Linked DNA regions of Homo sapiens: region 2 is linked to region 1. A link is a loop called in an ENCODE intact Hi-C map of the cell type or tissue named here. Cell type or tissue: GM12878. All regions are shown on one strand.

Region 1 (2,500 bases):
GAGCCAAGCAGGAGGGTCCACTGCAGTCTAGCATGGATGATAGAGTAAGACCCCCATCTCTAAAAAAATGTAAAAATTAAAAGCACTATCCAATTTTTGATACTCTCTACTTTCAGGCATGTAGGAGATTATACTGCCTGTCCTGCTTGAAGTTAGGTATAATCATATAACTTGCTTTGGCCATTGACATAACAGTAGAAGTGTTGTGTGTCACTTCGAGGTAGAGGCATTTCATGTCCAGTGCTCAATTCTCTAGCCCTCCCTTCCACTGAATGGAGTCATCAGGACCCATAGCATATGAAGAAACAGATTTAGGCTGGGCGTGGTGGCTCACGCCTATAATCTCAGCACTTTGGGAGGCCGAGGTGGGTGAATCACTTGAGGCTAAGAGTTTGAGAGCATCCTGGCTAACATGGTGAAAACCTGTCCCTAATATAAAAATACAAAGAAGTAGCTGGGCATGGTGGCGCACACCTGTAATCCCAAGTACTTGGGAGGCTGAGGCAGGAGAATCACTTGAACCAGGGAGGCACAGGCTGCAGTGAGCCGAGATCACACCACTGCACTCCAGCCTGGGTGACAGAGCGAGACTTGGAAAAAAAAAACCCACACATAAAAACAAAAAACAAATTTAATTCTTTACCTTGTTTATGATGCAGAGACCTTCGTTCACATGTTTACCTGCTGACCTTCTCTTCACTATTATCCTATGATCCTGCCACATCCCCCTCTCCGAGAAACACCCAATAATGATCAATAAATACTAAGGGAACTCAGAGGCGGGCGTGGATCCTCCGTATGCTGAACGCCGGTTCCCTGGGCCCCCTTTTTTCTTTCTCTATACTTTGTCTCTGTGTCTGTTTCTTTTCCAAGTCTCTCGTTCCACCTAAAGAGAAATGCCCACAGGTGTGGAGGGGCAACCCACCCCTTCACAAATCATTATTGTGTTAAACTGTTAAGCTTTGGGGATTGTTTGTTATTTCAGAATCACTAGCCTATCCTGATAGTTACAAGGGCTAAATTTATGCATTTCTTCAGCCACAGTCTGAGTCTAAAGAACAGAATCTATTAAAAATCTATAGTTCAGTAATGTGCCTTTGGATTTCATTTGGATTCATTTAAGAAGCATTTATTAAAGCCTACTATTTTCAAGATAACTGTGGTGGCCATTGTGGCTGTTTTCACTTTCTTTCATGACTGTCTTCTAAGCCACTGTGGAGCGGGCTGTTTTACTTTCTTTTCTGACAGTCTTGTAAGGACACATTGAAAATCTTTGTAAATCTGTTAGAACTGTAATTTTCATGTTGCAGTTCTCAAGTCTTACACCAAGTGGTGCCACATACTAAATGGTAACCAACGGAGCTGCTTTTGATGATCAAGCATATCCAGAGTTTATCTAGTCCAAACTTTGAGTAGCCCAACTTAGCCACTTTGTTTTTCCTGTTATTGCTAATGAGAGTTTAAAACAACCTCAAAGGTGTACTTATTTGTAATAATTGCTAATCACACACACACACACACACACACACACACACACACACACACACAAAACAATCTCCTTGCTGGGGCAAGGTGGGGGTGAGGTGGGTCAGGGTAGGTGAACAAGACTCTGTGGTGTCTTTTCTGGTAGACTGTATGCTCTGTGAAGGTAGAAAATTTGTGTGTCTAATAAAAAACTAGCAAGGTACTGTCCCACAGTAATTTCCTAATAAGTATGCATTGTATGAATGAAGGACAAAAGGAAGGAGTGCATGAAATCCTTAGCACAGTGTAAATCTTCATACAATGTTTAGTTTATTCTGTGTGTTTGCCTAATAGCAAAAGGCTTACTTAGTAGGCATTTTTTCTCATTTTTAATTCCTTCCAAAATTATGTTTTGAAGTTTAAAATCTTTATTTTCGAATCGGAAAATTGATGTGGAATCTTAAGGACAAAGCTAGCATTAAAATGAGCTTTACTTAGTCACCCTTAAAGCTACAAGGTTTTCAGGTATTTTTAAGCCATTAAGAAAAGAAAAACGAGGGCCATATGTGGTGGCTCACGCCTATAATCCCAGAAGTTTGGGAGGCCGGGGCGGGTGGATTACTTGAGGCCAGGAGTTTGAAACCAGCCTGGCCAACATGGTATAACTCCATCTCTACTAAAAATACAAAAATTAGCCAGGCGTGGTGGGCGCCTGTAGTCCCAGCTACTCTGGAGGCTGAAGCATGAGAATAGCTGGAACCCAGGAGGCAGAGGTTGCAGTGAGCAGAGATCGCACCACTGCACTCCAGCCTGGACAACAGAGTAAGACTCTGTTTCAGAAAAGAAGAAAAACAAAAAGAAAATAAAAGAAAAAAAAAGAAAAGAAAAAGAAAAAGAAAAGCTTTAAAGAGGACCATCATGATAGTGAATACCGGCCTTAGTTTTTCTGCTCTTCATGGATGTAAAATCTCTTTATTTAAGAATTTTAAAATGGATTATGTATAATTGATTTGCTCATAAAAATGATGAGGTTTAG
Region 2 (2,500 bases), 780 kb after region 1:
TTTGATAATGGGATAAAGCGAGAAGGTGGGCCTGGGGCAGGGATTGTTAGTGACGCTTTCTGGAGGCTCTGTTCCTGGAGGAGCAAAGAAAGCCCCTAACTCAGACCCATCTGAGAATAAAGGAGGTTTCTGGAAGGAGCAGTGTTCAGATGGGAATGGGGATGGAGCATAAGATGGTTTGTTGTGGTAGTGAAAGAGGAGCAGGAAATGAGGAAGGGACGCTGAAGGAGGAGAAAGAAGAGAAAAAGGAGAAAAGAGATTTATGAGGAAGGAAGGAAAGAATTTCTTGAGATAGCATGGTATTGGAAGAGGGCACAGGCTTTGAAATAAGGCAGCCTGACTTGGAAACAGTTCTGCTAGCCTGTTTCCAGTTCACTGTGTTCAAATGAAATGATAGCAATGGCTGTTCTAAGACTGCAGTGATGTGAATGAAAGGACATAATGTATGAGTGAAGCTCTTTACAAAGAGATGTACTGAAATAAATGTTAGTTATCACAGAGCAGGAAGAAAGAGGGAGATGCATGATTGAAGATGAGGAGAGGGCCACAATAGGAAAGAGAGGAGAAAAGGGATAGGAAGAAAAGGAAGCATGAAAAGAACCTCTCTAGGGGAGGTAGAAGAGAGAAAAATTTCTCCTGTTGAATCATATAAGATACAATCTCTTTCTTGCATTTGTTTTGTTTTCTGGATCACATTTCAATAGCTGTTCCTTTAGTTTTACCTCTATCATGAAGTTTCAGATAATAAAGTGTCTTTGAAGCTCATACCTTCTTCAACAAGAGAGAAACCTATGCTGAATTTGTTGAAAGCTTGTTCTACCATTTTGAAAACAGCTGATCGGAGGAGTGAATTTAGTAACTCTTAGCATTACTTTTCTGGATGGTTCCCCAGAGAGTGAAGTTTGGGCCGGCAGAAGGCAGGGACTGAAGTGATATTTCAGAGCTATATTACCAAACACATTCAGCAAGAATATTTTGTGCATCTGTAACTTGATAACATTTCAACAGCATCTGCTCCCTGAATGTACATCAGAGAACTTGTTCTGGAAAGAATTTGTGTGTGTTAACAAATATTAGGTTAAGAACTGGAGACTGGGGGAGAGTGGTGTGATCACACATACACAGAATTTGCAGTTTACGTGCACAGCCCGCCAGTGAAATGGTTTAATGAATGGAACAATGAATGCATAATTTCATTATGAGTCATCACTATTAAAATGAAAATTTGATAGATACATAACCAGAAAATGTAGCTATCTGTTACAGACACAAGTGCTAATTATATTTTGGAGTATATAATTTATGCTCTGAATAATACAGCAAGTAACTGCTTTTGCCCTATTATGACTATTTTTCCAGGAACAACAGGAAAGTTAGTTTAGACACTGCTTCCTTACTATTATATTTCTGTGAATGTTGAAGCTGACTCACTTTGAAGTGATCTACAGTTCCACATTAGGTGCATACAAAAGGCATTTTCTAGTATAAACTCAAATGCATAAACTTAGAAAGCAATTAAAGACAACAGTTGAAGAAAATCTAACATCAAACCAGCATCTTATTTCTAAAATAGAAATGAAATGCTTTAATTGGTCCATATCACTTTTCACAAAAATTGTCCTTCAAATTTAAATTTCTCTAAAAAAGTTTTCATGAAATCATAATTTCTAAAAGTTTACATTTCTGGAGTATATTTGCCCACATCACATTTGATACTTTTAGAATAAAGTTATTGGGTGGCAAGGCAAATATTAATAGTTACATTTCCATCTAGGCAAATTGAGGATAAGGGAGGTTTAATGATTTTTTTTGCAATCACGTAGCCTGTGCGTATGTCCTCATAATCCAGTGTTCTTTTTATTTCATAAAACTTTTCACCTAGGTCCTGTATTTTTTAGTTAAAACTTCTACTAATATATGCAGCAGAAGATTTTTTAAAAAAAATTTTAAAATAAGAGAGACAACAAAGAGAAGCTACGCACTGGTAGAAAATATTCACAAGACATATTTTATAAAGGACTGCTATCCAAGCTATACAAGGAACACTTAAGACCTAGCAATAAGAAAAACACACAACCTGATTAAAAAATGTTCCAAAGACCTTAACAGACACTTCACTAAGGAAGATATATGGATGGCGAATAAGCATATGAAAAGATGCTCCACATCATATGTCATCAGGAAAATGCAAATTAAAACAACAACACACTACCACTATGCACCTATTAGAAGAGCCAAAATCTAGAACAGTGACAACACCAAATTCTGGAGAGCAACAGGATGCAAGAGCAACAGGAACTATCATTCATTGCTGGTGGAAATGCAAAATGGTGCAGCCACTTTGGAAGACAATAAGCAAAGCATACTCTTACCATATGATCCAGCAAACAGGCTCTTTGGTATTTATCCAAAAGAGCTGAAAACTTATGTCTACACAAAAACCTGCACACAAATGTTTATAGCAGCTTTATTCATAATTGCCAAACTTTGGAAGAAACCA

The links. Peaks named below come from ENCODE experiments on the same cell type or tissue, not always from the same donor. Only the 100,000 strongest peaks of a DNase experiment are listed, where the experiment ranks them.
Region 2: a loop joins it to region 1, with 5 times the contacts of the local background. A loop is called at or near these places in 1 of 110 quality-filtered maps.

The regions. Positions count from the first base shown.
Region 1 is chr3:179,315,008-179,317,507 of GRCh38, reverse strand. No RefSeq gene overlaps it. Among named protein-coding and RNA genes, the nearest start is that of ZNF639, 6.8 kb to the left of the region's middle. In GM12878, a CTCF peak has its summit at 1,327; a DNase peak (open chromatin) is centred at 1,317; H3K27ac peaks cover 276 bases.
Region 2 is chr3:178,531,302-178,533,801 of GRCh38, reverse strand. The region is part of intron 5 of KCNMB2-AS1 (KCNMB2 antisense RNA 1); the gene reads left to right. Among named protein-coding and RNA genes, the nearest start is that of KCNMB2, 3.9 kb to the left of the region's middle. In GM12878, no CTCF peak of the experiment used is centred here; no DNase peak of the experiment used is centred here; H3K27ac peaks cover 504 bases.